Linked DNA regions of Homo sapiens: regions 1 and 3 are each linked to region 2. Evidence: chromatin loops called from intact Hi-C (ENCODE). Cell type or tissue: IMR-90. All regions are shown on one strand. Links, peaks and the distances in the headings refer to the core of each region. The heading gives the core; the rest is flanking DNA.

Region 1 (10,709 bases), core at 1-8,000, 470 kb after region 2:
AGAAGTGCCCAGGGAGAGACAAGCTAGAGGCTCTGCGGACTTCTGCGGGCGGCTGACAACGCGAGGGCGAGGGGTTAGAACAACTCGGCCAAAGCGATCTGAACTTTCTCCCCTTGGGTCAGCCGGCGCTGGGCCGACCTGGTGGGCGCGGGGCTGTGTTTACAGACACTTGCCTTTGTTTATAGCATGGGGAGGAGGTGTGGGGGAGGCGCGCCCTGATTTTCTGTTGCTCTCCCAATCCTCCTGCGTTTGATCCAGTGGTTCCCTCCCTCTCCTGATTCCAGTTGTCTTCCGCGTCTTTATTTTAATCTGCTCAGGAGAAAGCCATCAGGTCCTAGACGTGGAAGAAAGGAGCCTACCAAAGTGTTGGAGTAAACAGTGGCGGAGGAGGTGAGGTTTTAAAAACAGGAAACGGAGAGGAGTTATCTTCACCATGCACCTACGCTTCTCTGCACCTTGTGTAGCTGGTCTCCGCCATCTGGGCCTTAAGGCACTTCTGCAGATTTAACACTTTCTCTGGCTTATTAAACAACAACAGAGGGAAACCAAAAGACCCTGGCGCACCATTGCTACGGAGAAACTTGCTAATACACTTGCTTTTTAAACCTGCGCTCCTCTTTGGCCCCGGCCAAGCACAGCCTGCCTCCTCTTCCTCAGGGCCAGCAACACTAGGCCTGGTCACCCCACCCGCCCTGCCATTTCAACTCGCCAGAAACCCTAACCAGCCAGACACCCAGCAGACCGGACACCCCAGACGGCAGAATGCCCAGCTGCCTGACACTGCAGGCGGCTGAACCCCCTAACCAGACGCACACCCCAACTGACCAGATGCTTCAACCTGCAGGACACCCCAGATTATCTGTCACCCCAGCCGCTCTCAGCCACCCAACATCCCCGCCCCAGGTTGTCAAGTCCCAGGAAGTGAAAGGCGTACTGGGCAGACGTTTCTTCTGAGCTTCCATGCTTTTCTCTTCCAACACTTATTTCTCTTTTAACTTTTTCTTCTTTGTTTAAAAAAATTTTCCAAGCCTCTACTTGCGGGACCGGCTAAAAGGCCTCTGTTTTAATTGCTCGGATAATGTGGTTGCTGCCATTTTGTTAAGAGCAATCACTCCTGCAGGGAAATCACAAGCGTTCTAGACAGGCCGGAGCCGACAAAAATGTAGGATTTGACGTTAAAAGCTAAATGGGAAGCTGCGGCGGCGGAAGGTAAATTGATGGTAGATCTGGCTGTCAGGGCTCTGCCCCAGACCGCTGTGCAGGCCCAGCGTCTGATAACCCTGGAGCACCGGAGGGGCAAAGGCTTGGCCAGTTGTAGACGGTGTGTGTGTGTGTGTGTGTGTGTGTGTGTGCGCGCGCGCAAACCCCTTCTCAGCTTGGGAAGCAATTTGAAAAACTGCAGAGTGGGGGCCCCGCTCCCAATTGCCTGGGCACTGACAGCAACTTAAAGGGCTTTTCCAGGCCGAGACAGCAAGCTCCAGCTTTCGGGATGGGTTAGCCAGCAGGCCCAGGCATCTAGGAAGGGTGGACCTCTGGGTCTGGGTTGCCTCCTTAGGTGTAGGAGCACCAGGCTGCTTGGTCGTGATGAGGTGAGCGTAGCAGCCGTGCCAGGGAGCGCAGCCTGGGGGCCTCTTAGCACTTGTGCGTGTGTCGGGAGTGGAAGGTGGTTCAATTCCTTCGACCAGACTCTGCTAGCCGCTGCCCCAGCTTGGCGTGAATTGCAGAGCTAGTCTCCCGCTCGGATTGGTGAAGTAGCAGGAGAACAAGAGAGGTAAGCGCACCTGGAATTCGCAGGAAGGGGTGAGGAAGGTGAGAGCTCAAATGCAAAGCGGCAGGGAGTACGAGACCCGGGAGTTCCTTCCCAGACTACAGATTTGCAGAGAGAACCCGGGCCAGTTGCAAGGGCCTGAGGTGTGTGCAGGGGACATAAGCAGGGCAAAGGGTGCCAGGAAAACTGGGACTGAACATACACTGCGGGCCTGCAAAGCGCAAGAAACCGCTCAGTTAGCCCTGAAGCTTTAATCAAATATTGCGCGGGCGGCACGCGATTTTGTTTTCCACAGCCGCCTTGAGTTCTCCCTGCCTGTGAGTCCCACCCAGGCTCCTAGATTTGGAAAAGGAGCTGGCTAGTGGGTGCCAAGCAGAGATGGTCTTGAGGGAGGCTTGTGGCATGGGCGCCGTAGAGGGCCGAATCTGGACCCTGGTGACCCAAGGGTACCCATTCCTTCCATTGGGCCCAGCTCCTGAGAGTCCAGATCTCCACGTGAGGAGGGGGCGCTAAGGAGTCTCCCGGACGCGCGCGACTCCTGGCCTGTCAGAGCCTGCGGATCGCTTGGAGAGAAAAACCCAGGAGTCATTCTCAGACTGGGGCCCAGGACCCTGGTTGGAGGCTCCAACAGCCCCCTCCCTGAGGAAGCTCCGCGGTGCAATGAATTGCTGTTGGGATTAAGTCTACCGGGAATGGGGGTTGGGGGAGACGGACTACGTGTTTTTTAAATGTTTAGAAAGAAGGGGGAGGGGAGAACTCCGGGAGAGGAAACCAATCCCACGTTTCCGGGGGCCGGACAGTTCTCATCGCGCCGCCTTACCACCCAGCCGCTGCGCAACGCGTGCTTCCCGCACAGCAACTGCGCAGCTCCAATCAGCCTGGAACCGCTAAACGGCTTCGGTCTGAGGGCTAATGGAGGTTAAAGAGCACCGAGTATCCGACTTACGTGCACCGAACTTACAGATCTCTCGCCCTGTTCTCCCTGCTCTACCCTACCGAAGCCAGTTCCCATCGCGAAGTGCACCCTCACCTCTTCCCCCAAGCGACCCCCCTCACACGCATTCCCTTCAAATTCTCCCGGCATTTGGGCCGCTTTGATGATCAGATGGTAGAGCCCTGATTACAAATTTATTCCCGGCCGCTCTGTCCGTCTTTATCTCCGCTATTAGGGACATCTGGGAGTGATTAGTGCCGCACCCGCGCCCGGCCGCGCTCGCCTATCTTGCCGCGGCGGGGCCGGAGCCTCGCTGACGTCAGGGCAGACGGCTCGGAGCCATCCCAGCCGAGTTGGGTGTAATCGGCGGCCGCGCGGCCAAGTCCTCCCTGGGCCAGGCCGGCAGCTGGAACGCGCCGCCTGCCTGCGTATAGGGACTTCATAAATATGTATTTTTAGCCCAGAAGACTGTGTTTTCCTTGTTTGGGGTGAGGAGGGGCCAGTTAACATCTCTACTGCCCCCTCCCCACTCTAAATTTTCCAACTCGCTACGGCTGGAGCATTCCGCCTGGAAAGCCTTCCACATGCGGTCGCTTCTTTGCTCTATCCCTGCGCCAGGGCGAAGCTTCCCTGAGGCAACAACTGCGGCCCAGGCGGTGCCGGTGCAAGCCCCGGATGGGGTTGGGGTGGCTCTTAGGGGTAAGGCTCTTATGCCACCTCTTAGGGTTGCCCTCATCTCACTGGCACCCGCTCCGCCCTACAGCCCTCGGGCCAAAATTGTGGGAGTTTCTGTTTAGCCGGACAGCCTGGCAGAAGCTGATTACAGAATGCGATGTCTTTTAGCAGCTGCCTTTGCACCTGTTATTAAACCCTAAAGTACATAGCGAGCTGAGGCCCTGGACCCTCTTTTGCCCCTCCCTTCCCCCAGCCCTCCAGGGAGTTGTCCCTGGCGCAAACACTGACACCTCGCAAGGACGAGGACGGCTGGCGGCAGCTTTGTCCCCTACTACGTCCCAGTGTTCAGAGTAGAGGCTGCATATATTTGCATAATTCCTGGACGGGCTGACTGATGCCCCAGACCTCTGACCCTAGCGTTCTGCGGGATAGCCTGGTCTCTTCTGAAGTAAGGGGTGCTGGGATTAATCCAACACCTGGACTTTCCACTCCCCGGACAACTTGATACAATGACAAATTCAGCCCCGTTTTCACCCTACCTTCACCAGAAATTCTGATTCAGCAGGTCAGGGGCTCGACGCGGAGCCTGCAGTTTTCAAAATCTCCCCCAGAGGATGCCGAACCACTGTGCCAAAGGAGGCCACACCCACCCAGCGTGCCTCCCACCCTGGACACCTTCTCCATGACCCGCGTGAAGTCCAGGATGGTGAGAATGGGGGATGGGTGAAGAGAGGCCTACATTATTTAAAGTCTTTACAGGGAGAGAATTAGCCATATTATTGGATCAACCCTACACCTCTGACTCATTGGGCAGCACAAGGATTCAAAGCAAATCCAGAAGATGCTGTTTATTCCTGCACGGGCTACAAAGGGCAAGCAGAGTCTTCAGTCAGAAGCTAGAGTGAATGTAACTAGAGGAAAAGGAAAACTGCTCATGATGTGAGTGGAGCAACAAGAAGATCTATTTGGGGGACACAAATAGTATCACAAATAAACAGGGAATCCAATTGAGGAAAATTCCCTAAAGTCCACGTTACCTCAGTTCTTTGAGGAAACCCTATACACCAACTCCAAAGTGTCTTCATGTAATCTAGAATCAGAAAGAAACATTTCCTCTCAAGTCAGGGAAATGTCACATGGAGAGCCTAGTCCCCTCTCCCACCCACCCCTATCTGGAGCCAAGAGGGAAGGAAACAGCTCTGCGGTTTGGGGGCTAATGATAGGGAATGAGGCTTTTAGACAATTGTGTCCTCAGTGACTGAAGGATTCTGGCCTATCTGTGCTTCTAGAAAGGGGAGGATCAGGCAATGTCTGCACAAAGTACAGTTTTCTAGAGTGCTGGTAAGTGGGTTCTCTATGATCTGTCTGAATGGTGGAGCCGACTGAGACACATTAGTTTTCTAAATCACTCAGATCGCTCAAAAGCAAACAAACAACAGCAAAAAACAAGCAAACTGAAAACTCCACATCACTTGTGCCTATAATACTTTCTTGCTCAGAGTATAAACAAACTTTTACTTGAATTAAGTGGAATAAATCCACATGGGACACAGGCCCAGAGAGTCCCAGTTTATATTTTCAAGCAAAGAAGACAGACTTGCAGGCAGCTAAACTTCGTGCAAAAGATCAGAGGGTACTCACCAGGCCACTTCCACAACTAACACCCTAGTTGTTTTCTCAAATAGTATTTTTAATGCATGAGCAACCAGATATAACCAACTGGATGCTTCTCCATGGCCAGATGGAGTGTTTGAAAATATTCCTTAATGTAGCACCAAATCATTTTTCAGTTCATTGGTGACCTAGAACTAAAGAGTCAGGGAGACTCTTCTGTAAAGGCAGGTTGTTTGGAACTTGTTTTTTGCCCCACCAGCTGAGATCCTTTACAACAAACAGTGCACTGACTCAGGGTCAGTGAGAATGTTCAACCTTCATTAAATACATTGCCTAGAGAAGAGGCCAAAAGAGATATGATCCTAAGATGGCAGTAAATCCAACCTTTGTAAAAAGATGGAAGCCAATGGCCACTGACGCCAGTGCAGAGTTGCCTTCAATTTAAAGTGGGTTGTTAATGTCGTTCCCTGGAGCTGACATTTTGTCTTTAGGATAAGGCAGAAAAGCAGGAAAAGAAGACTGTTATTTTGAAGAAGAAAACCTGAAAACGCAACCTCAGTTGGTAACTAGTACTTGGCGAAGAAGGAAAGCCGGTGCGGTTTTAATGAGAGAAAGTAACTGCCAGGCCTTTTGACCATCGCCTTCGCTTTGCAAATCTGGTTTTCATATTCTTGCTCAGTAATCACCCAAAGTCATAACTGTCTCTGAAATTATTCATTAAAGTCATTTTCAGGGATTCTCACAGGATGACTCTTTTACGTTTATGATCTTGTGAGAGCAATGACATCAGCCTCTGTCTGTTTTCCGCATTTAATTAACGTGCCGCGAAGACGCGAGGGGCCGTGGCTGTGTGCGTGGGGAGGGGGCGGGCTGGGGTGGAATCCAACGGCCCTGGTGCTCCCGGCGCGGTCAGCTGAGCTCAGGCGCGCAGACATCCTTTGATTAAGGAGGGTATTTCGGGGAGTGCAGGCTGTGCAGAAGATCACGGCTGTGCCCTCTGGTGCTGTCAGCAGTGACAGATCCCAGATGGGGCCGCTACTGTATGGCAGATTGAGTTTCTCAGCAGAAAACTCACCCTCCCTCCTAAACGTCTTCAAAAACCTTCTCCAGATACTCCAAGTCTCTTCGTGTGAAACTGAAAAAGTCCAATCCCAAAGTTGGTTTTGAGTGCGTGTATGTTACGTGTTTTTGTTTTGTTTTTTTTTTTATTCCTTCCTCTATTTTTTCTCTGCATTTACTCCTCCTCTGAGCATCTTCGACCCGCAGGGCTACCTGGCTGCTAATAGCGTAGACGTGGCGGGCCTGGGGGTTCCTGTTCGCCTAGCTCACAGCGCCACGCCGACTACACAGCACCGAAGGGCCCCGAAGGCAACCCGGTGGGTAGGGGCGCGGCGGACAGGACGTGGGGGCAACTCTAGCGTATCTCGGGAAGCCGGGGTGGACCGCCGGGCCAAACACTCCTGAGCAGAAAAGGAGAGATGCTGGCGGGAAGCGGGGAGCAGGGGGCGGGGGGGCGGACACAAAGGCGGAAGCAGAGAATACCTTGGCCCAGCTCCTGAACCTGCTCCTGCCAGCCATCCGTCTTTGCTCCGCGGAGGGTCGATCCACCAACCTAGGCATTTTCGAACGGCAAAGTGGAGACCAAAAAGGGGGCGCAGGGGCTAACCGCTGGGATTGGGAAACGGTGAAGGCGGGTCCCAGATGCAGCAGGGGCTCGGCAGGTTCTGGAATGGGGAGAAGGGGGACTGCGGAAGTCCAGGGAAGCCTGCGGCCCAAGCCCGAAGGCTGTACTGAGGCCTCTCCAAGGTGAGAGGGGGAGCATAGAGAGCAGGTTTCTACATAATAAGAATTCACCCACTTGGGGATTGCTAGTCTGGGTCCCGAGTTTCGCATTCCTGAACAGTGTGTTGGAAACTCTGTTGCAGAAACATTTGGACTTATTTTAAGCCTTTATTTTAAAAAAATAAGTAACTTTAAATAAATGCTCCGGGTTCCCTGCCTACCTGGAGACAACCGAGGCTCTTCCCGTCCCCCTGTCCCCCACCCTAGGTATCCAAGACTGGCTCCCGTGGAGCAGCAGTGGCCGGGAGAGAGGCAGAAAGGCAGAGGAAGGTGTGCCGCACCCAGTTTCGGAGCTGATTTCCAGGCCCCACCCATTCCTGCCCTCCCGGTCCTCTTTAACTGTGGAACTTGGAGTGTTCCTGCGGGCGAAAAAAACGAGAGAACAGAAGGGGAGCCTAGAGAGAGCGAATATTGTTTTAAACTTAAGGATAGGCAATTTCTTTTTTCTTCAAGATACTAGGGCAGCCTCCTCCCACAGCCCTTCGGGGTGAGGGCAGCTTGCTGAGCCTCTGTTAAGCTTACAAAAGAGCCTCTGGGGAGCAGAGAGAGGAGCTAAAAATACCTCCGAAGCTAGGCCCGAGGTCCGGGAGGAGCTCCTCACTCGCTCTCGCTCTGGCCCTGCCCAGGAGGGAGCTTTCGCCTTTTGCATTCCGAGGGCCGGGGCCGGCGAGGCTAAGGGCCCACACTAGTTTTGCCTTTACTTTGCGACCAGACCAGGCTCTTTTGTGGCTACGCCTGTTACTCTTAGTAAAGAAGACCTCCAGTCCAATCTCCGGTAAAATCAGAAAATCAGATGCCACTCTTTTGATGCTTTCCAATAAGCCCCCTCCACAGACTCAGTTTTTTAAAAGAAAAGAGATGGGACCGTTAGGCCCTATTTTATACCAGAAACAATCCGGTCACGCAAGGATTCTTCTCAGGTTGGTGTAATGCGCTGTGTGGATGTACGCAGTTACTTGCAGTCCTGGGACACCATCTGATTGTGAAAGAACCGGTGAACCCCTTATTTCAGCCCTCTCCAGAAAAAAAAAATAGCAGTTACTTCCCCCTAGTGTCCCCCTTTGGTTATCGGTAAAAAACGCAAAACTCCTTATATAAAGGCAAAACACACAATGAATTTCAAAACTCCCGCTCGCCCCCTCTGGAAGGCAGCTTTTCTTTTCACTGCCCATGCTGGATGAAAGTGGTTTATTTTGATTTTTTTTCTTGTACCCACATGCCTTGTAAAAGGTTCCTGTGCACGGGCCTGGCCCCCCTCCGATGACCGCAGGGCCTTGCTTCCAGACTGCAGTCCCCACCACTTGGTTTTTAAGTCCTCGCCTGGAGCCGAGGTGTAATTGTGACCCCGCCCGAGCCCCGAGCCTCCCGGGGGGACGGTTGGCCCGGCCTGCTTTGGGGCCGGGACCTCCCAAGTGGCGGCCTGGGCGCCGGGAGCCTCGTGGTCCTCTCCTTCCCTGCCTCCTCCCTCTCTCCCTCCCCTGTAGACTTTGCTCGTTTTCTCCTCGTTTCCCCAGCTTGCTAAGCACTACGGCGCACAAAATTTCTCTCCACTTTTTTAGTTTCCTCTTGCCGTTTCCTTTCTAGCACCTTATCACCGCTCTCTCGGCCCCCTTCACGTTGAGATCCCAGACCCAGGGAAGCAAAGTAGGGCTTTGTCGAACTATGCGGGGAAGAACTGGGAGCCTCTGGCCCCCTCGGCGCCGCGGTGGAGTCGGAACCCGGTGCGCCTCTGCGTAACGTCAGCGCGCGGGGTAATTTACCTTCCCTGGGCGTCTGTCAATATGACTAATTTCCACAGGGGTCAAAAAGCCTTTCTCCGGCAGTCCATCTTGGAACGCTCTCTTACGCAGTAGACGGGGTTGGTTGTTTTGTTTCCAACCCTAGAAATAAATACTCTTGGGGCGTCCCTGCCAGGGCAGCCTGAGAGGAGCAGAGGAATATACACGGTGTCAATTAAAGGCAGTTTTCCTTGAACTATGAACTATGATTGGGCGTAAACGAGAGCGACCTGCTTGCCTTTTAATACGCATTACCTAACTCGTCCTTGATACCAGTGCTTTCTTTAGAAACAGAAAATCAAAAAAGGAGGAAAATAATCATTGCTCCAGTTCTTCTCGGCCGCCTGCAGATGCCTATTGAAATATTTTCTCTGCATTGCAGGGTGTGACTTAAACGTAGAGTGTGTGCGCGTGTCTTGCTAATCTGGCCTAGACAAAAAGTAAATATATTATCCGGGTGGTGTTTTACAATAATTTTAAACTGCTACCAACCTGTAAGTGTGAATCAGAGCTGTGGAGTTAATTAAACATTCTCTGGGATTCGCCAGAAGCGGCTAATTGATACTGGTAGCAAAACCCAGACTCACTTTGAGAAGTGCTCGGAAGGAAGCCTACGTGGCTATCGGGTCAGGACGATTCTGTCTGCAAAGTCCTCTCTTGCATGGAACAGGGAGTGGGAAGATGAAGAGCATTGGCCCCCGAGGGGCACCCAGTTGGGCCCCTTGGGTTTTGGAGGAGGTAAACCTCTCCAATCTGGGGAATTGGGGTCCAGCGAGAAATGAAAGTCGCCAAACAACCCATTTTTCTCCCACCCAAGTTCAGGCATTGAGGCCCCAACTAATACACTTCTCTGAGTTAAATTTTTAACAAACTCTCTGAAAAAGATACGTCCCCACCCCACTTCTTGTGGCCTTTAGGCAAGTAAATGCCTGGATTTGGAGCAATTAGGAGCCTCAGTGGAACCCACGGGAAACCTGAGAACTAAGATAACCAAGGAGAAGCCTAGGCACAGAGGGCCACCTGAAGTCGTAGTCCCTGGCTGCTGCCCTCACAGGTGGGTGACACACAGCCCCACCACCTCCCCGCACAGCCTGACCTCCATACCTGCTCTGCCATTCTGGCCACATGCAAACACACACACACACACAGACACACACACACACCTCTTTCCCTCTCTCATCTGTTGGTGCATTTATGACCTAATGAAAGTATATCCTTTAGGGAAAAGACTGTCTATAAAACTTGAAATATGAAGAACCCATTTGGATATTCCCACTCCAGGCCAGGCCTGAACTTAAAGTTTTTTTTTTTTAGCACAAACACCTTGACTCCTTCTGTTGCTTCTATTATCACCCTGTTATTTTTACTAAATGATGAGAATTGGTTCTAAGTGACCTCTGCTCATTTCCTGTGGAAGGAGAAAAGTCTCCAAACTGCGAATACATCTTTATTTGTTGGAAGGCATTCTTTGGCGGGGGGCAGGGGGTAATAATTTTACTTTCTATCCCTTGCCATCTTGGAAAAATCCTGGCACCGTATGTTCCAACTTCTGCAAACAGCTGGGGAAACCAAGGATGCTTTCAACTCCCTTCCATTTCCTTCCTGCCCCACCGTTTCCCCCAGTTGCCACCTTTTTGGGTATTACAAACATTGACCCATTCTTTCTCCTGGTCACTATGTGAAATGCCTATCAGCTTCCAACATAAATGAGTGCCCTTTGGAAATCCTATTGTTAACCACCTGCCTTTGTGGGAAAAGGCCATCTGATTTTGTGTTTTGGGGCGGGTCTGTTTATTGCCGCAAAAGGATAGAATAGATATTATTGCCTTGTGACTTGATATATAGCATACCTTTAAACAAGACAGTTAAGTCTCTTATTTTGCAATTTGAACTTCACTGTAAGAGTGGCTTAAGTTGTTTATTAGCTGGGACTATGCAACAGGAAAAGCTGCAGGAGACATAAACAAAAGAATGACCTGAAGAGCTCTATCCTTTGGTAGAGTTTGTTTGTTTATTTGCATATTTCTTGAAAAGGAAAACAGTTCTAGCTTAAAATCTTTTTGGCATCCAGCAGCCATTTAATGACCTATGGGTAGAA
Region 2 (10,868 bases), core at 1,030-9,029:
GAGAGTGAGACTGTCTCAAAAGAAAGAAAGAAAGAAAGAAAAGAAAGATTGAGAACTCCTCATTTTGTACCTGTCTAATGTTTCTTCATTATTTAACTGAAGTTAGAGAAGCCTCAGTCAGAATACTGCGTAGAAGCCATATTCCTCTCAGGGCATCATGTCCATCTGCCTCCCATTGATACTGTTAACTTTTATCATCCGATCAGGGTGTTGCCTGCCCTCTCCATTGTATAGCTATTACTTTTTCTCCTTTCAAGAAGTAGAAATTTATAAGTCACACTTTCAAGTCCATGCAAATATCCTGCTCTTTATCAAATTTGCCCCTTTGATTTAGCTCCCATTGGTGATTTTTGCCCGACCTAGTCTTTACAATAATAATTTTCTCACCCTGCCTCAGTTCTGGAATCAAACATTTCTCAAGAGGCATTAGAGACAAAGTTTGCTCATTCCTTCTAGGAAAATTAAGAGATTTGCATTTATTTACACATATACATATACAGGCATACCTATTCATATGTATTTACACACATATGTTTACACACGTAGGCATAGATATGTGTGCATTATGTGTGTATATGTGTGTATATGTGTGTATATGTGTATGTGTATATGTGTGTACATATATATATGCACATACACATAATAGCTATATGCATATGTAAATGTTTTAGAAATCATGAATCCTCACAAGGTTCTTGCCATCCCCTGTTTCTTGTTTGTATGTCCCTTCTTCCATTTGAGATCTCTGGCTCCCAACATAAACACATTTGCTTATTTGCTTAATTCTTTAACATATCCAATAGTTTCAGAATTGCTTCTCTTATATCACTACAAATAACCAAAAATTTCTACTAAAAGGAACTCAGAATCTGTTTGTAGTTGTCTCTCCTACCTTGACTCTGCCCAAGACTGAGGGTATATAGTCAAATACCATTAATTACTTAGATTAGTTTTTCACACCCCCCCATAAAGTGAGTATGTCATTCATTTGAAATACATTCTAGTCCATTTGTTTCTATTTGCTTTGATACTAGGAATTTTCTTCTCACCCTTGCTGACTTAATTTTACTTTTTGATTTCCAAAAACATTAGCATGCTCCAAAAAATTCAAAATTATTTTAAAAATGTATACCCAAAGAATTATCACACCTTTCCTTTCTGTAGCCCCTTAATCTCATTTCTTCCCTGACCCTATAGATAATAAAAGCTTTTGTTTGTTGGTTTACACTTCGTGTGTGTGTGTGTGTGTGTTGTTTTTAAAGATAAATGATATATGTATCTTACTTTCTCTTGTTTCTTCTACAAAAGGTAGCATACTACATACGCTTGTTTGCACTTTTCACTTTGCACTTCACAATGTCTTCTAGTAATCACTACATATAAGTTCATGAAGATCTTTTTTGCTTTTCACAACTGCATAGTACTCCTTTGAGTGTTTGTAATATGGTTAATTAAACCAACTCCTAGGCTTGGAGGACATCTATGTAATTTCCAGTGTTTCACAATTACAATTGCTACAATAGATAACCATATATATATGCATATACATATGCATACACATATTTCATATAATTAGAGGTTTGTCTTTATGGTAAATTCCTAGAATGTTAAATGAATGAGTAATTTTGCAAATTCCACTTTATAAAGATTGAGCCATTTTGAGTTCCCACTGGCAATGTATGAGAACTTCAGTTTCCCAATGTCATCATCAAAAAAGTATACAGTCAGGTTTTGACTTTTTGCCAAACTAACAGGTGAGAAATAGTGTTTCACTGAAGTTTAATATGAATTTTTCTAACATGAGTAAAGTTGAACATCTTTTCATATATTTAAGGGCTATTTTTATATCTCTTTCTGTGACTTCTATGTTCATGACAATTTGATCTTTTTTTCCCCTATAGGATTTTTGTTGTTCTTTTCTTCAAATTTTGTAAGTTCTTTGAATATTACAGAAATTGGCCTTCTCTGTCATATATACTGTAGGTATTTTTTCCTAGTTTGTTATTTGTCTTTTGAATTTGTTTATAATATTTAGCTTTCTTATTTTTTGCCATGAAATTTATAAATTTATATAGTACAACTTATCGTAGTTTCCTTTGGTGAATCTGGATTTTCAATTATACTTAGAAAGTTTTTCTTCACCCAGAGAAGAATTTACTGATGCTCTCTTGTAGTGCCTGTATAATTCATGTTTACTTCCACATCTCTGATTTATTTGATGCAAAAGCTGAATCTAATTTTATTTTTTCCCAAGTGGCCATCTAGTTGTCCCAATAAATTTATTAAAAATGAGACAAAAAATTTTTTACCTCAGTCACTTGAAAAGCACCGTTACCATACACTAGATCTCCATATATAGCGGGACTATCTCTGGATTATTATTCTGTTGTGTTGGTCTTTTAGCCGTTCACACACAAGCATCACACTGTTTTGATTAAAATGCTTTGTAGTATGTTCTCTTATTTTGTAGGCCTAGCCCCTGCTAATTAATTGCCTTTCTTCTCAGTGTTTTTCTAGCTAGTCATCTGTGTTTATTGTTTCACATGAATTTAAGTACCAAATTGCCTAGCTCTGTTAAAAAGAAAGTCACTGGTATTTTTATTGGGATTACAGTAAATGTATAAATTAATTAATGGAGAACTGGCATCATCCTATTGAGACATCCAATGCTAGAATAGGGAATGTCTTTCCTGTTGTCATGAATACTTTTACTTCCAATAGTATAGTTTTCTTCTGTGAATATTTATTGTTAAATATATTCCTATGATTGCTTTTTGCCGTTGCTGCTGTAATTGGTTTTTGTTACTCCATTAAAAAGATATTTTAAGAGTTGGGAAGTTGTCTTTTATTTACACTTTTCCATCATTTGCTACAGCTTGCATAGGTGTAATTAGAAAGTTTAGTTCAAAATAATGTAAATGCTTGTTTTCTCCCGGCTTTCATGCCCGTTAAATCATCTCATTTATCTGCATTTCTTTATTTTTCAATTTGCATTTGCAATGCTTTGGGATAAACAATTTTTTAAGGAGTATATTAAACAATTGAAATTTTAAATAATTATTTCAATAATGTAATAAATCACTTTTCCAGTAAAGTCTTGTATTGTTTCTGAATTTTAGTGAACTCTCCCTGGAACTCTACGCTGTCTTGCGAATCACAGCCAAAATTAAATACTCATCAAGAAATAGACTGTTGTGGACAAAGGCAAGAAATGTTTTTTATTTTCATTATGAGAGGGACCAAGTTACAGTTTATCAGTTATGTACAAAGTGTTCTGCAGAAAACCTAGTTTCCTGGCATCATATTTATTATTTATTCTAGTGATTTATGTAGCTCAGTGACCTGGACAGATTGCTTCATTTGCCTATTTTTTAATCTAGCTCTTCCCACAACCCTATTTGGCTATGTTTTAACCATGACATGATGTTCGTACATGCCCACAAAGTGAGCCTACTTCCTTTGATCAACAGAACAACATCAAATGAACCTATTTTGGCTGACACGCAGGAAATATATTTTTCTCAGATGAAGTATGAATTATAGTGCTATATAATATGCTATTCAAAGTAGGAATTCCAATCTTTATTATTAAACAAGTCTTTCATTATTGTTTAAAAGATATGTAAAACAGCTCTTCATTGCTGTATTCACTTCCTGTTAAGTATGAAATACGCATATTTTTCCAGAAGGAGATTTTAAACATTATTTTTATTATTCTTAATTAATAACCATTGTGGACCTCAAAGTGTGAGACGTCTTGGCTGTAGCAACCCAGCAACTTTTCGCACATAAGCAACCTCATGTTCTGCACAGACAAAACTAAGAGAATAATCAGCTTTTGCCAAAACACAGTGCCCTGTCACAGGAAAGAATCATCTCTGATCACTGTCTGATCTTATTTCAGAGCACCAGGCATTGCAGATTACCGGAGAGATAGTTTATTTTTTCCCATAAGTCCCATTGCTAGAATTTTAAAACCCAAATTAAATTATTAGAACATCACAGCAAAATCCTGTTGTTGTATATTTTGAAAGGAAAAACAACAGAAATAGAAAAAGCAACCAGGAAGAGTGCTGTTAATTTCCTGAATATATATTAAATATTAATTTACTTAGATTCCCACTTTGAAAAACAAAGTAATGTTAGCCTACAGTTATAGCACTAAAATTATCTGTAAACATTTAAGAAAGTTTTTACTTTTGCCCCTTCAGCTTTGAGAAAACACATTATCAGCTATCTAAATGCAGACGATGTTGTATCACCAACATAAAAAGCAACACTCTGCCATTGGCATTTAGAGTTCTGACCTAGGTTATGGGCTTATAACACCATCTCCTTCCAGGAAGATTGGCTACATGCCACCAAGTATTTAGATACATATTACAAAAACAGGCTATCTGTACATCTCTCCCTGGAACTCTGCTCACTTGTGAACAACAGCCATATCTGGAGATATGGCATAATGTCAACAAAATATGCAAATACATGAATAAATGATTCCTTCTTTATCTGGCTATTTGGTGTTATTTATCACAGGCCATTGTAGCATGAGAAACTCCAAGAAATTCTGTTTGGAATTTCAAAGTTTTCCTAGGTTCAGCTAAGGATGGTGTGGGATTCCCGCTTTGGTTCCATTTTAATGACATTTTTGTGTCTCAAAAGTACTGAAACAGGAAGGTTTTCTGGGAAGGAAAGTATTTGACCAGGAGAATTTGTCTTTTGCTGTCACAATCTTCAGCTACCATTCAGCTAAATGTTGTTTGGAATAATACGGCCTTAATGCCCCTATCTCCTGCTGAATTGCTCAGACGGGTAGGAGATTAGAGTGAAAAGAGGTGCCGGTATTATCTGTGCGAATGCGCCAGGGGTCACGCTACACTAACAGGGCCGCCCCAGTCAGGGTGACAGAACCCAGCTGCTGGCTCCAGGCTCCATCGTCAGAAGGTTCCACTTACTGCAGAACTCTGTCTCCAGAGAGCGTGGATTCTAACTAGTTTTTTTCCACCTCTAAAAAAGTGGCTAGCTCATCATTATTGTCCTCATTTTTTAGGAAGGAACCACATGTGAAACCACTTACCTGTTTAACCCTATGAACTTGAAGAGAACATGTAATGCCACTTAAAATACCTAAGCTCGGGTTCTGCCTTCAGCGACTCCTGGTAGTAGTGCCCTTATGAGCCATTTATCAAGAAGGTAAGGTATTTGATTTTTTAAAAAATGTACACACATTCTCCACCATCAGATTTGATGTGACTGCATTCTACAAATTGTTTAGTTCTTTTTTATTTATCCTGGAAAAAAAGTCACATTCTCTGCACACGGATCATTGTGCACTTGCATTTTAACCTCCAAGAATCTTCTTGGTACTTTTTTTAATGTTTAAGGAAAATAGTTCCCATTTTTCCTCTGAACACTGCTTATTCATGGTAATCCTTTTTCTTTGTAAGATGGGAAGAAAATTCCCAGTCTTGTCTGGCTTAGGGCTAATTGTGGAAGCAGCTCTCGTTTGTTTTCTTGTTTGTTTCTGGGGGTGACATTCTTTGGGTCAAGGAACTCAGAATCTGGGATGCTGACTTTGCCAGTAGAGGGAGATAGAGCTATCTAACAGCTTTACAGGGCACAACCTAAGGCCAGACTAATTGTTTTGCATGAAGTTGTTTCTTAATGCTCTATCGATAATAAAAATTTTTTACATTGTTTTTCCTATAAAAGTGAAGAAGTAAATGAAACCATCCAGACCCTTCGAGGAGAACAAGTCAGGAGAAGCTTACTGGTTTACAAAGTAGTCTTGAAAAGTGAGTCCTTTTTGAAGGACAATTTTTAAAATTATGTTTATTAGACAACCATAATTTAAAAACATTATTAAAACAAAATTACATTTACACAGGGCCAAAAAGGGTGGGGAAAAATTCATCCTGGAGCTAAAAGCCCAAGGGAGCCCTCGGATTTGATTACTTATTACATGATAGGTATTTAAATGGTCTTGCTGTGTTACCGCATGGCATAGATTCTTCTCATCAGTGAATGCACTTGCACTGGGGAAGAAAACGCCTATGAAAGCATTTTTGGTGACCTATTTTTTCATTTATCAGCATTTGCAATTATAGTTAAGTGCTTCCAAAACAGGGTTTCCATCTAAGAAAGGTCCTGCTTTTATGTGATGCTTTTAACTTTTCAAAGTATTTTTATATGTACTATCTCATTTTAAAGTAGATCTGACACAACCCCAATCTATTAAGGAAGTGACCCTTTAAACCTAAAACACTCTGGCATTTTCTGAGCTAGACTTATCTTAGCTACCATTATAAAACTTAATGAAAGTAATGGTGATACTAAAACTTCCATATTCAGAACAAAATTTATCTAGGTAGAAGATTTGCAAGGAGCCATTCAGTTATTCTTTTAACATCCAGGGAGCTTTTACATTTTTATTTCAATCAGTTGAAGTTATCTGTTGTTTGCGTTAAAAGTAATACTGTCAAGAATTTTATTATGGCCACCACTGTGGCCGATAAACTGAAAATTTTGTAGAAAAAGGTTTTGTGAGTGTGTCCAGACTCATCCATAAAATAACAGGAAGTTTGAGTTGTCCATTTTTAAAGGTATTTTTTAGAATATGATACATTTTATCCTCTTGAAGAATTGCACCATGCCCTTTTTGAAGCATGTGCTCCCTCCATGGTATCTTAAGAAACACTGGATATTCCAACACTGTTTTTGATTGTCTAAATTTCTGTAGCTAGGAAACTGGGATGTCTAATCTGGTTCTTGTCCATCTTCTGGAATAACAAGGCCATTTTGTTACAGGCCAGCAGAGATATTGACTCTGTCAAAGTTGTTGATTCAATTCTGAATAACCATCCGAATGTGTATGGCTGAGTGGTTGTGCATTGAGTAGCGCTGAAAAATGAGGATGCTGGGTACAAGCAGTAAAAATCAATTGCTTCAGCTGGGCTAAAATTTCCTGGGGAAATGTTTTTCCCCAAGCTTGAGCCAAGTCTGAGATAAAAAAGCACTATTCTCATGTCCCGAAACTAAATTAGCAGAGAATCTGGGCTGGTTCCTTGATATTTCCAAACTCTGTCATTTTCTCTATGATTTGCTTAATTTTTCTAAGTTCGCTGCGCTTATAAATTCTATACAAAAAATTATTAATGGGGCTATGTGTAGTTAACATGCACAGAAATACATGTTCTTTTTTTTTCTAATTTAGGCAGGACACTGGAGCAGTTAATTTTGATTTAGTAATGTTTCCCATGCACTTTTATCATAGTGTAAGAGAGGGAATTATTTTGAAAGAAATTGCTTTTTACTTTTAAAATTTATGACATTCTTTGTTGGTTGAACTTGAGGAAATAATAGATTAATGGAGAAAAGTTACCATGTAAGTAACCACCCATTTCAGGAAAAAAATACTGATTTTATGTTTAAACAATTTTTTTTAATTGTACCTTAGTGCCAACATTGAAGTATTTTTAAATTTCATTTTATTATAATTGTAATTAATAAAGCCTGCAACAATCATATGTTTCTGTAGGTACTTATAGGGCTTTTATGAAGATTTAATGCAATAACTTATATGAAAATACTTAACTACATACAGAAAGTTTCTAGTTACTATTACTGTAGTTATTTTACTAAATATATTCAAGGCATCTTTGAGGTTCAACACAACCTTAGGGTTAGAATCTGAAACATAAAACAGAAAAAGACTGTTTTATCCAAAGGACCCAGATGAACTTCTTGAAATTAGTAAATCCCATGATATTCCTATTTTAATAAATGTTGTAAACTTAAGAATAAATATATGCGACCACTTTCAGATATGGCATTGTCTTTTTCACATCTTTCAGCTTCCAAATACCTCTGAAGTGCATATTTATGCTTTACTTAGCTGAGAAAACTGAGGCCGAAAGAGAGGAAGCTAATCGTTAAATTTCATAAATAGGTTAGTCTCAAAATGGCAATTAAATTTAAATCTTCCAATTTCAAGTCTGAGATTTCTTCCATAGCTCATTCATAGTTCCTGGTCTTATAGCTTCACATTAATTATTATTATCAGATTGTTTCCTTAATTTCCAGATATCTATACCAAGGTTGTGCTTTAAATGGAAAATCAGATGGCTGAGGTTTACTGACACATTTATTCTCTCTATAATTTCCTTAAATGTATTTATTGAGCAACTACTATGGGGTCAGATGCTATATAAGATGCTAAGAACAAAACAGGCAAAAACATCTGCTATCTTGGAGTGAACCTTCTGGGGTTGGGGAGTAAACTGGCGGTGGCAGGGGAGAAGAAACAAGACAAATAAGTAAAATATACAGTATGACAGAAGGAGCCAAGGAGAAAAATAAAACAGGCAAAGGAGCTAGAGTCTCAAGTGATGGAAGAGCTGCAGTTTTAAATAGGGTGTCCAGGCAAGGCCTTGCCAGGAAGGAGCCATTTGAATCAGGACCTGAAGCTGAGGAGTGAGCCTGGGGGAGAGCTGGAAGAAGAGGATGTTAGATTGCATGGCTGTGAGTTCCGGGAGGAAGAAGCATAACAGGACATGTTGGAACCAACAAGCAGCCCCTGGTATGAGTAGAAGTTCAGGTCAAGAAGTAGCAGAGGCTAGACCATGAGCTCTTACTCATAATGAGATGAGAAGTTATTGCAGGACTAAGGGCAGAAAAAATGTCTTGGTCAGATGTGTTTTAACATCATCACAGGCAGTTGTGAATACATTTAGGGAAGCAAGAACAGAAGCAGAAACGCCAGTTAGGAGGATATTGCAATGGTGAACAATTGGGGCTTCTAGTAGTGTGATGATGGGGGTGATGAGGTGATAAGTAATTAGAGACTAGATATATTTTGGAAATACAAACCTGTGACAGAGATCATAGGCTGTCTTCCATAATCTGTTCACCCCTTCCTCTTGGTCATATGGGTGCCCAGCTAGAGACTACATTTCCAAGCGTCCTTTGTAGCAAAGATTGTCCATATGACTAGGTTCTCACCAGTGAGATGTAAGTAGAAGAGATGTGTGCAGACTCCAAGCTATCTTCCTAATGATAATTGCCCTGCATTTGCTTCTCCTTTTTCCTTCTTTCTTTCTAGAAACCAGGGCACTTGGAATGTTTTGAGGGAGGCAGATCTGTCCCCGTCATGGAGCACTGACTACCATCTTCCCTGAACTCTTACGTGAGGAAGAACAAACCTCTAAGGTTGTTAGCCTCTATTTTGTGATCTCCTTATTAGAGCAACTGAGCCTATACCCTAACAAATAGACATTCATAAGATTTGCTGATGGATCAGATGTGGATGGGAGACAAAAAGAAGAGTTAAGGATGGTTCTAAGGCTTTTGGCCTGAGCAAAATGTGTCATTTACTAAGATGTAGAAGACTATGGGAAGAACATATTTGGCAAGAAGATCAAGAATACAATCTTGGGCATGGCACACTGGAGATGTCTAGTTGACATATCTTTTAAAAATAATTTTTCATTAGCCAAACTAGTACTTGCTTTAAAAAAAAACCCACTAAGATCTCTAGGTGCACTAAGCATTGCACAAAACTAAAAGGAGATACTCTCCTATTTTCTAGTGGTTCACAATTTAATGTAAATCCTACAATGGGCTGAATGTCAGATCAAAATTATACCCCATATTTAGAAATTTCTGTAGAGGAACCCATTCAAGGTTTAATTGAAATGCCATTATTACTTAAGCTACTTTATACAAATTATTCTGCTAGAATACCTTTATAATTGTAAAGATCTCAAAATATAGTTATTTACTATATACAAATATTATAACCCATCTCTTCTTTATGCACAAGCCAATTTTATGTGAACGTACGATTGTACCTTTTAAAACTGAGCAGAGAGGGTTTTATTGAAAATCATTTTGCATAGCTTCAATCTAGTCCAAAGGAGTGATGTTGCTCTTAGCTACTTTTCCCATTGTTGTCTTCTCTATAATCCACTCTGCCCAATTAATAACAAGGTCAAGGCCAGAAATTAAGAGGCAATATAGGGACAGTGAAGGAAAATGTTTCTGATCACTAGAGGATCACTTACTTTATGCATTTATCTATCTTCTTCATGTACATTCTTTGCATTCCATCTCTGCACAGAGTTCTCTTAAAGTCCAAGACTGACACCCAAGGCCTATACATTCGTCCGACAGATCTTGTTTGGGGCCTGTCTCGGGGACCTGTGAATGCCAACTTCTTTTTCTATCACTTTCTCAGATCACTTAGGTCACATGCTCCATCACCTCAATACCATCTTTTCTGTTACTTCCAACATTATACAATTTGAGAAACTATTCTCCAAACAGAAGAAGGCTAGAATACCAACCCTAGTCTCCTCCTGCACTTAGTCTGGACATTTTAATAGTGACATTGTACAGACTTCACAATATGGATCATTAGCAGTGAGTGTAGGAATTTCAGAGAAGAAGTTAATAACACATACTTTAGAAATCAATTGCTACTTTTGCACAAAAAAGATGACAATATAGCATACTGGTTAAGAGGGTTCTCTGGACTCAGAAAAACCTAGGTTTTGAACACTTCCCCTTACTACAGTGGGATATTGGCATGTTTCACTTAACTTCCTTAAGCTTCGGTTTCCTCATCTTTTAGACAGGAAAAATACTGAGGTTTATGCACAATATGTAAGATTCAAAAGATTTTCTTGAATATGGATGGCACAACATCTGCTAATCACTTAGCACACCGCCTTGTACGTAGCAAACAAAACTAGGCTCCAAATTAAGCTATATGATTAAAAATAAAAATCATTTTTACATGTGTTATTTCACCTTTTAATCTCACCATAAATTTTATGTATGAGAGAAGATATCATTTCCATTTAGCTGCT
Region 3 (10,868 bases), core at 868-8,867, 330 kb before region 2:
GGGGTTGAATTTGGGAACAGAGAACAGCTGGGAGATGTGGGAGGCAGACTTTGTAATATGAAGAGGGTGAGACATCCCCTGGTTCCCACAGGAATATATGATTGGTTTCTTGGAACAATTTCACAGCTGGCATGGAACTGAAACCCTGCTACTCAGGGGTAAGTGTCTGGTCCCTCTGTTAAGGAGTGGTTGTTTGGCTAGGGTACCTTATCCATGGAAGGAGAGTGAGGAGGGGATCCTCTGGTTAGGCCATTTGAAACCTTCTCAGTTTACCAGATGTCAAGACAGTACATAACATTGAGCCTTAACTTTTGGTTTACACCACACACGTCCACTAGAAGACTGACAAAATCAAGTGTTGGTATGGATGCTGAGCAACTGAAACTCTCATACATTGCTAGTGGGAAAAGCAAATGGGCCAGCCAGTTTGGAAAAGAGTTTGGCAGTTTTTCATAAACTTAATCATAACTTTACTATTTGACCCAGCCATCCCACTCCTAGGCATTTACCCAAGAGAGGTAAAAACATGTGTCCAGAGACACATGTTCCAGTGTTCATAGCAGATTTATAAAATGGAATACCTCCAAACTGGACATATCACAATGTCCATCAACTGATGAAATTGTGGTATGTTAGCACACTGAAATATTCATTGGCCATATAAAGGAATGAACTACTACATACAACAACATGGATGAATCTCAGAAGCATTATGCTACATGGAAGAAGCCAGACACAAAAGACTAAATATGGTATGATGATATTAATATAAAACTCTAGCAACAGCAACATTAAAATGATGGAATGCAAATCAGTGGTTGCTGAAGGACAAGGTGAAACCCAGGGCTAACCTAATTAGGCCTATCAAACTTAACTTGCCTTGTTTGTAGTCGCTTGCTTCTAGTTGATTTTAAAACCTACATAGCGAAAAGTCAATGCAACTAAGCAATATGTAACTAAACTTCCACTAGTTTCCTTATAGATAACATCTCTGATGTACAGGTCACCATAGTAATTAATAGTTGCTTGTTTTTCAGGAAATTAGGATCAGCTCTTGTCCAGTTCAAGCTGACTCCACTGAGCCTCCAATGGCCTGTATGAATGCCCAATGAGTGCCCTTTTGACATCAGAAGGCCAAAAACTCCACCCTCAGATTGTGCCAACGACACCATCTTGCGAACGTGGATCCTATGAAAAGCCATGAAGCTTAACTGCACTCGCACAGATCAGCAATTACCTCACTTTTCCTTACCACCAATTAACTTTTTCCATGCATTGGACTGCCTTGCTCCTTTATCCCACAAATATCCCTAATGCCCCAACTTCAAGGAGGAGAATTTGAGGGGTGTTATCCCACCTCCTCACTTGGCTGCCTCATGAATAAAATCTTTTCTCCACTGCAAAACTCATTGTCTCAGTGATTGGCTTACTGCAGGATGGGCAGAATGTGCCTGGTTTGGTATCAGAGGAATGACTGCAAAGAGGCATGTTCTATATCTTAAATATGGTGGTGGCTATATGAATGTATGACTGAAATTGGTGAATTTTATCGTATGTAAATTATAACACAATAAACGCTGATGCAGAAACATGAGGGGGGAAAACCTCTCAAGGCCTTAGTTTCTAATATCAACAATCTCTCAGGGCAGCTGCTGCTTCAGGCAAGCATAATACTCTGAATTTCTGCTTCCTCTTCTTTTGGCCTTTAGGGATTTCTTTTAATTTCCTGTGATATCTGTGATAAATATTTATTATATTTTTTTCAAGAATGTTTGATGATTTGTTGCAGGAGTTTTTTATATTTTTTAATACCTTGTATGCCATATTGCCGCAAACAGAAATATCATTTTCTCTAAAAATTTGCTGCCTTTTAGTGCTTTAAATGAGACCTGTGTACTTTTTTGAGTAACTTTTCAAAAATATCATTAAATTTCCTCACCTTTTTATTAGGAAAATCTCACATTTAGGCTCAAAAATATCAGTGCTTAAAGTATGGAGAAACTATTTTAAAAGTTACCAACTTGGGCATTAATGCTACATACTATATTCTACATTTAAATATGTGACCAAATACAGAAATGTAGTATAACAATAAAGTTGACATTAAAATGAAATTAATTTCAGATATTGAATTTAAAAATCAGCTAACAGTTGCTTACAAAATTTGAATTCTATCATAATATGGGGGATGGGAGGACATCTTAATTGTTTGTCAAGCCACAAAATAAAATGAGAATGTCCTATGTACCAAGCATTGTGCTAAGCATGGAGAATACATCAGTAAACAAAATTCAGGATCTCTTTTCACATAACACTCATAGTTTCGCAGGGAGGACAACCTTGAGCAACAATTGCAAATAGTAGGTTTATAATGTACAAACCGAAATGAAGAAAAATTACAGGGTGCTTTTCATAGCATAAACAGGGAATCTAAACTATTCTAGGGACCTAGGGGGCATTATTTGGAGGGAGTTATGTTTAATCTGAAGCCCCTATGATGAGTAGAATTCTACCAGCCAATGTGGTGCAGAGGATAGGAAATGAAGAGTGGAGAACAAATGAACATTTTAGGTGATGGAAGAGCATTTGTAAAGTCATGGAAAGCCCAGCACATTCAGAAAGTGGAAAAGCATAGTATATAAAAAGTGAAGGTGGAAGAGAATGATGATTTTAAAAAATGGTGCGAAATTGAGAGGATAATTGGAATACTGAAATGCTTTTAAACTTTAAACATTTTTCTACTTTCTCATGGCAGTGTGAAAAAATAAATAAATTTTAAACATTTTGATGTTTGTTACTGATCTTCATTTAAAAGTCCTCAGCTGTGGTGTTGTTTTAAATGTCCTAGTGTGAATATCAACAAACAATGATCAGAATTTAAAAACAATAATCAGATTCTTACCCAGTAAATCAAAGCTTACTTAAACAGAAGATGGCAAATCTGAAGCAAGATACATATTGATTGGGTAAAGTTTAAGAACTCCTAGTGGTTTCTGTTTTCCTCTCCTCTCGCTCTCTTTGCACCTAATTCATCTATGGAAACTGCTTTCTAAATATTGTATTTTCTTAAACTTAAGATGCTTTTTTTACTCCTTCATTTACTTCATTTTACTACTCAAATGAGATTTCCTTGACAAATGATTTTCAGAAAAAGTTTGTAAGACCATATAATACTGAATTTTAAATTAAATGTGAAACATGGATCTCTAATAATTGCTTTCCATATCTTCAGAAAAGTCACCCTATGACATAATAGAGAAAAACAAATATGTATGCAGAATATTGCCTGTTGTACTTTGGGCAACATAATTAAAAGTAAAAAACTAGGAAATTTTTCAACATAAACACAGATATTTCAAAGATGGAGGCTAATGGTATGAATTGTGCATGCTTAGTAAAGAATCATTATTGATGAGGACCAAACAAGTTATTTGTACAAAGCTTACACCTAATTTTGAAGAAAGGATGTTTTAATTCCTATTTATATATTATTTGACTGAGGAAAAAAAATCATTTAACTAAATGCACTCAAAACCCTAAAACGCTAACCAAAGGTGCTAAGGAGGCCAAGATACTAAATGTGAATTGCAAGAAGCTGTATATATTTAGATAAAAGCAATTCCGGAGAATCTGAATTTGAAGGCTTAGATTCAAATGTTAGTTATGATAATAAAACAAGAAGTATGTGAATGTAAACTAATATTTCTTGAACTTAAAGTACCTACAAATGTCTTTGGGTTCTTTGTGTAATGAAGAATCTAATGTAGTAAGTAGGTCAAGAGCAGGGCTTGAGATTTTGCACTTCTAACAAGATTCCAGACGGAACCAATTAGGCAAGATAACAGATTAAACACTAGTGTAGTATCTTTTTGCTATCTCTCAGTCCAGATACTAGATTGAAGATAGTCCTTAAACTGGAAGTACTACATTTGCTCCAAATCCCATTATTTCCCTCCATCTCCACTGTCATCATAATTCAAGTCACTCTTACTATGTTTCTTCGATTACTGTAATAGTCTCCCACTGATTTCTCTGCCTCTAGTTTTGCCCCCTTACCCATTCTCCATATTAAAGCGGTAAAATAAATCCTTCAAAAACTCAGATCTGGTTATCATATTCTGCTGCTTAAATGGTTCAGTAAATAAGATACAAGCTGCCCCTTGGGCCTGTGTCAACTGACCTCTAGCCACACACACACACATACACACACACACACACACAGAGCACACTCAGTATGCTAGCCCTAGTGAATTTCTTTCAAATGCTCTTCCTTTCAAGCCTTTGTTTATGCTAGTCCTTTTGCGTAAACCATCTTCCCTGGCTATATTCTGTTCACTCTTTAGGACTTAAGATAAACATCACTTCCTTCCACGCTGATCAGTTTGATGCCTTCAGTTTCAAAGAAAGGAGACAAACCTGGGGACTGTTAAAAAGTAAAAATCAAAGTTACAATGTTATTTGAGCTCAAAAAGTGTTGTAGTTTATAAAATTGAGAAGGTTATATTAATTTTTATGCTTCCTGAAGAGTGTATCAATTATATAAAGTTATGAGTAATGAATGGCATGAAACAAAGTCCCAACGTTTTCAAGTTTTATTTTTAAAATATATTACAACATCACATTAAAAACAGTAGAGGAAAACAAGCAAACATGATAGAATTACTTTTTTCCAACTCAATAGTACTTAGCTTTACCTAGAATTTTCATACAGTTGATGCTAACTTCTTCTGAACCCTTTCTGACTAGTATTTTACCTTATGTATTCTTTATAGTATTTCCATATAATCTTTACCGAGACCTATTCAGAGCATAACATAGACAGGGCAGCACAAGCAACTGACACCTTTGTTGGTAGTACAGTGTTTTTTCAACCAGTTTATGAGAGAATGAAAAGAATGAAAGTGAAAATTTTACTTAACTTAGGGTTATGTAGCTCTAGGTAATCTCTTCAGAACTCCCCTGCTTCACCTTCTCAAGTTAATCAACAGTGGCTAGTTTATAACTAGAAACCACTTACCAAATTGCCTAAACAAGAAAACTTTTTAAAATAACAATTTGCTGATCTGTCCAATAACTCCAATAAAGTTGAATTTGCTTTATTTTTCCAAAAATTATGTTGTCTAGATAAAGACTCTTTGTAAGTGTAAATGTATGATATATTGAGTTGATTTTTAGTCCCTATTAGAGAGTTGTTAGACAAGTTATTAAAGTTTAAGAAAATTTGGATTCTAAATTTCCACCTGATAACATATATGAAATATTTTATATTTTCAATATATACTTACTTATATTTTGCACACTGTATATAAACTAGGAGATTAGAAATGTTTTAAGTCCCTTCTCTGTGTGTATATCTGCACTATATAAAGAAAAAAAGAAAGGGTAGAAAGAGACTTAACTTTTTTTCTATCTTCCATAAGAAAACTTCAAAAATGTTTCTTTTTAAAATTGAATTTTTCAAAAGGGAAAAAATATTATCCTGTTTGATGGGAAATCACTTGTTTTAACAAAAGGTAAAATACTGGCATGTTAACCACAAGGTGGTGCTATAATTCCATGCTGGTACTGATATTTTAGGAGTTAATCGATACAGAAGTTTTTTCCCTTATAACTATAACCTCTTAACCTCTTAATTTTTATAAATGTACTTCTCTCACAATTGAAAAAATTAAAGCTAACATGCTTCATTAATTCTGGAAATATTTACTGAAACTCTGTTAAATTCAAAATTGTATGTTTCTGTAGGCTACCATTTTAAAGTTCTGATGACCAACTGTTTATTAGAATACTAAAAATGTGGCCAAGCATGGTGACTCACCCATGGAATCTAGCACTTTGGGACATCCAGGTGGGCGAGTAGCTTTAGCTCACGAGTTTGAGAACAGACTGGGCAACATGGTGAAACCCTGTCTCTACAAAAATACAAAAATTAGCCAGGCATGACGGTACAGGCCTATAGTCCCAGCTACTCAGGAGGCTGAAGCACAAGAATCGCTTGAACTCGGTAGGCAGAAGGTGCAGTGAGCCGAGATCACGCCAGTGCACTCCAGCCTGGGCAATAGAGTGAGACCCTGTTTCAAAAAGAAAAAAAAAAAAAACAAAGGAATTCTAAAAATGTTTTCTTAAAAGTGATTTCTTACACTGTTTCAAATTCACAAACACAAAAAAAATTTAAGTGATTTCTACTCATATAACAATATTTTATATTTGACAGTGTAATATAGAATTATACATACATACCATAAATAGATGAATAAATAAAATATAATCAGATGGTCCATATAATATTAAAAAAAATACTAATTTTCCTTCCAAATAATGAAGTCAATTTTCTTGAGGATTTTCTGATTACTGGAACACTTTTATCTACAAGTTTAAAAAAAGATAATTCATATAGTAGTAATATTAAAAATAAATTTCATTTTTCCATTGATTTACCTTCAGCTAAGACTTTTCTCTCCAAAAAATGTGTAACTTTTCATCATTAAAAAAACAAAACACAACACCTCACTGTGTATCTTTTAACGGTGGCTAGAATGGCTACATTCTCTTTCTGTTACACTGGTCTTAAAAAGTGTTACGCCGGAGGCCAAGACAGGCAGATCACCTGAGGTCAGGAGTTTGAGACCAGCCTGACCAACACGGAGAAACCCTGTCTCTAATAAAAATACAAAATTAGCTGGGCATGGTGGTGCATGCCTATAATCCCAGCTACTCAGGAGGCTGAGGCACAAGAATCACTTGAACCCGGTAGGCAGAGGTTGCGGTGAGCCAAGATCGTGCTATTGCACTCCAGCCTGGGCAACAACAGCGAAACTCCATCCCCCCCTCCAAAAAAATTATACAATAGAGCATACTAAAATGTTCAACACATTTCTCATGGTGAACCTTGAGACCATAGTCCTCTTGGTCTAAACTTGAGGACCATAGTCCTCCAGCCTGTTTCCCAGTACAAAAGGAGAATCTTAACCTTAATTTCTCAGTGTTAATTGGAAAGGTATTGATGTTTTTGACCAAGCATGAAATAACTGCCTTTTTGTTTTATTTAATTTTCAATGAGCATTTTTAACTGTTCATTATAACTTATTCATCAGTACAGATGCCAAGATGGTATATATGAGAGCCTCCTGGGTATAATACACAAGTCCCATTTGGAATGTTTCCAACAGGATGTAAACCATAGTCCTCAAGCCTGTGCTTTAAAAAACATTACTTAGCACACTGCCAACAAATGTCAACACAGAAATACAGTGCTGTAATGACTTCACTCTGTAAGAGAAATATACTGGAACATGAGTTTTTCCTAAAAAAAAAAAAAGTGACACAAGGTAAAGCAGTATAATCATTGCTCAAAAATATTAAAAGAGTTATTCAATAATGAATGCAAAAATTCATATACCAAATGGAATCCAAATTGTCAAAAACTGCAGTATTGCAGTATATTAAAATTGTATAAAGAATTCTTAAAATATACAATATGTATAGTAACCAAAGTCCTAGAAAAAAGTTCATGTAGAAAATCCTACAAGTAGTGATTTGGACATTTCAGTAACTCTGCAGTTTCTTCAAACCTGAAATATAATAAATAATATATTAAGTAAATCAATAATTCATAATAAAGCATAGCATTTTAGTTGTTGAAATTATGCTTTTTAGCCTAAAATAAATTTGAATATTTTTCTTATCTATAAGTACAGTTACTATGAATAAACTTAAGTATGACCAGAGGGAAGACAAAGAGGAGTCGATTATGAGTCATATTCTTGAAGTGTAAGTTAAGTACTTTTTGCATTTCTAAATAATATTATAATTTTCTATAGTAGTAGGCTGCATAATCATCTTATATGCAATTTCATTTCATATTTCCTTTGAACTGCTCTTTAGAAAAATCACACCATTTGTACTAGACAAAAACATCATTTTTAGTATCTCATCAATAACTTGCCGAAAAACACCAGTGATATTTTCACAACACTGAAAATGTCTCCAAACCATCCATCTATATATATTATTTAATATTTTGATAAATCAGTTATCAAAAATAGATAATACTCTTGATTAGTTACCAACCAAAAATATCTTTGTATTCTCTCTGCAGTTAATTCCATTAACAATTCCAACAAGTTTTAAATCGCTTGTTGGAAACTAAAACAGTGACTCATCTCACAAACACATAACTGTAGGTGGATTTATTATCCAGTGGAGTCCTGAAGGAAATTCCACACCTGATTGAGAGACCTTTAAGGTTTGAAACACACATGCACATTCTATATATACTGTAATCCAATACAATTCCCTATAGAGAAATGAATTTCTGTTGCCCCTTTCTGTTACTTACATTTTTTTCATCCTTTCCATTTTCTGGATTGTTGTTTCCTTTAATTTAAAAAGCAACAAATTTAGATGATTTCTCAAAGTAAACCATCATCAAAGATGGACCGAGAATGTACAAAACACAGTTTGAAACATTGCATTAAGTACTGTTTACTTATGAAAGAATTTTGAGAGACTAAGATTCGCGTTTGCTATTTTTCTTGCTAGCAATATTTACAACAAAAGCTAATGCTTGCTTGTTTTCCTCATTTAGAAAGGAAATAATCTAAGCATTTTCTTACCTCTGAAATCTCATTCAAACCACAGTAATTAACAGTAGAGGCTCTGGGAGTTGAATCTGATGATGCTGTACTATAGCCAGAGGACAGAGGAATACTTGCTGGCCTCTCTACTTCGCTTTTTCTGTCTGTGAAGAAATTAAGTTTTAGATTACCTTTTCCTTTCACAGAAGAGTCAAATATCTAAAAATATTATTTACAGATGGAAGAAAAACATACTATTTTAATTAAAAATGGCTATCCGCATAGATCAAAGAGTTTTTAGTACTCTTAAGGTAACAGCTTTCATATGGAGATCTAGATGTTAAAAATTGCCCAATAAAAATTACAAAAGGCAGTATTATTATCATGATAGCAATCAGTTTGAATAAACAGGTAAGTTAATAATTTATTTTAAAATATAACCTATTGAATCAATCATGTATATTCTTTTCTTTTTTTTTTTTTTTTTTTGAGACGGAGTCTCGCTCTGTCGCCCAGGCAGGAGTGCAGTGGCGCGATCTCGGCTCACTGCAAGCTCCGCCTCCCGGGTTCACGCCATTCTCCTGCCTCAGCCTCCCGAGTAGCTGGGACTACAGGCGCCAGCTACCACGCCCGGCTAATTTTTTGTATTTTTAGTAGAGACAGGGTTTCACCGTATTCTTTTCTTAAAATGGTGATATTTACATTAAATAATTAGTATCCATGAATTTGTCATGATGCTTTTATTCAGCAACATTTAAGCATTTCACAAATTTTTTTACTACTGTTCTGTGGCAAGTGACAACTATTACTATAACTGACCATATATATCTTTTAAAAATCAAGAAACATTCTAACTTGATTTGACATATATGAAAATAAGTAATGCAAAAATTTAAGATCCACAGATTTCTTTTTCTAAAAAACGGAAAAACCTAACATTTCAAATATCCTGATAATATTAATTTGACAAAATGATGGCATCTCCCCTACAAAAATATCAATTAGAGAAGATTACGGATAATGTAATAAATCCTACAAACCCTGTGTTTCAGTCAGAATACATTTGGCTGCAAAAGCAATGCAAAAAAAAAAAAAAATTAGACACCCATTTAAATTGGTTCACATAAAGAGAGCTTTATTGTAAGCCTACACAGACAACCTTAATTGGGGAACAAACTATTACCACTGAGAACTGAAACAACTAGAAGACTAATTTTTATCTCTCATAGAGCCACAGTCTCTTTTGCCTACTTCTGCCATTTGCTCCATCCCTCAGCTCTTCTCTGTAGAATGGCTTTCTCTGCTGACTCATCAGCGTAAACTTCCACCACATGGCCAGCCCGGCCCAGGCTCAATATCATTTGACTAACTAACTCGTGGTGTCCTAATTCCAAATGCTAAGAGAGAGAATGTAATTTGACTCATCACACTTTGAACTGGAATTCTCTGGGTCAGGTGTCTACTCTTAATCCAATTAGCTAAGCCTGGAGGTCAAGATTACAGGGTGTAATTCTGAAGACTACCTAAACCCAGATCTTTTAGTAGGAGCTATGGACAAGAGGTTATTTTAAGAAATAATTTGAAATTAGGCAGGAACTATATCTACTATGCACTAAATCTTGGATTTTTTTCTGTGGGTACAGATAGTTGTCCTGAACATTTCGGACATCTTTCCAAAAAGAGGAGGGGGCCCTAGGAAAAGGAAACAGGTCCGGGAAGACAGATAAAGGGTGAAGGAATGGCTCTCTTTGTCTTCCATTTTGGGGTCCAGACTTTGCGGTGTCTAACCTTATTCAAGAGTGTGCCTCATGGTGGGAGAAAGCTGGTATTTGGCAGGCTGGCAGGCTATTCATAGTTATTCCTACAGAGGATTCCAGAGGCTACAGAGTGGACCATTACAGAACACCAGCTATATTTAATAGCCAGATCAGTTAACTGCACATTAATTTCTATATTTTTTCTTATTGCTATCCTGAACCTTTAGTAAAGCCTTACTTGTTTAAACATTAATAGTTTCTTAGCTGTGCTATAGGGGATTGAGAAAAGAATTGGTAACTGAGTTCAGGTTGGAAAGGAAAGGGGAAAGGCAATGGCCACTGACACAAGGACCCTGACACCAGTTGTTATGTACTTCAGTAGTGACTGCTAAGAAGTCTCTGTAAAGAAAGGGACTCTTCTACTTCTAAGATTATGGGGGTATGGGACATGAAATCTTCTACCCAACTCTTACCACGTAACAACTAATCTTTCACTGCCATCTTTGGAGGCTTATCACCTTATTCCACGAAGGGA

Evidence for each region. Hi-C counts contacts between places; a loop is a spot of excess contacts. Peaks named below come from ENCODE experiments on the same cell type or tissue, not always from the same donor. Only the 100,000 strongest peaks of a DNase experiment are listed, where the experiment ranks them.
Region 1: a loop joins it to region 2, with 4 times the contacts of the local background. A loop is called at or near these places in 7 of 110 quality-filtered maps.
Region 3: a loop joins it to region 2, with 11 times the contacts of the local background. A loop is called at or near these places in 5 of 110 quality-filtered maps.

The regions. Positions count from the first base shown.
Region 1 is chr4:173,514,637-173,525,345 of GRCh38, reverse strand. LOC124900815 (a long non-coding RNA gene) reads right to left here and starts at 8,750. Exons shown (of 4, transcript XR_007058371.1): 1 at 8,594-8,750; 2 at 7,719-7,809; 3 at 6,534-6,715; 4 at 5,047-6,451. It overlaps LOC101928409 (a long non-coding RNA gene), which reads right to left. Exons shown (of 2, transcript XR_939467.3): 2 at 10,604-10,709. It also overlaps a transcript of SCRG1 not described here. RefSeq lists enhancers at 61-602, 5,824-6,410, 5,987-7,186. In IMR-90, for the core only: no CTCF peak of the experiment used is centred there; a DNase peak (open chromatin) is centred at 3,025; H3K4me3 peaks cover 422 bases; H3K27ac peaks cover 450 bases; H3K27me3 peaks cover 5,886 bases.
Region 2 is chr4:173,985,032-173,995,899 of GRCh38, reverse strand. It overlaps LOC105377543 (a long non-coding RNA gene), which reads left to right and starts at 4,934. Exons shown (of 4, transcript NR_188468.1): 1 at 4,934-5,193. In IMR-90, for the core only: a CTCF peak has its summit at 5,584 (motif pointing right); no DNase peak of the experiment used is centred there; H3K27me3 peaks cover 222 bases.
Region 3 is chr4:174,314,038-174,324,905 of GRCh38, reverse strand. It overlaps CEP44 (centrosomal protein 44), which reads right to left. Exons shown (of 12, transcript NM_001040157.3): 10 at 8,616-8,740; 11 at 8,339-8,376; 12 at 4,578-7,571. The coding sequence ends at 7,523. Among named protein-coding and RNA genes, the nearest start is that of CEP44, 36 kb to the right of the region's middle. In IMR-90, for the core only: a CTCF peak has its summit at 5,541 (motif pointing right); a DNase peak (open chromatin) is centred at 4,295.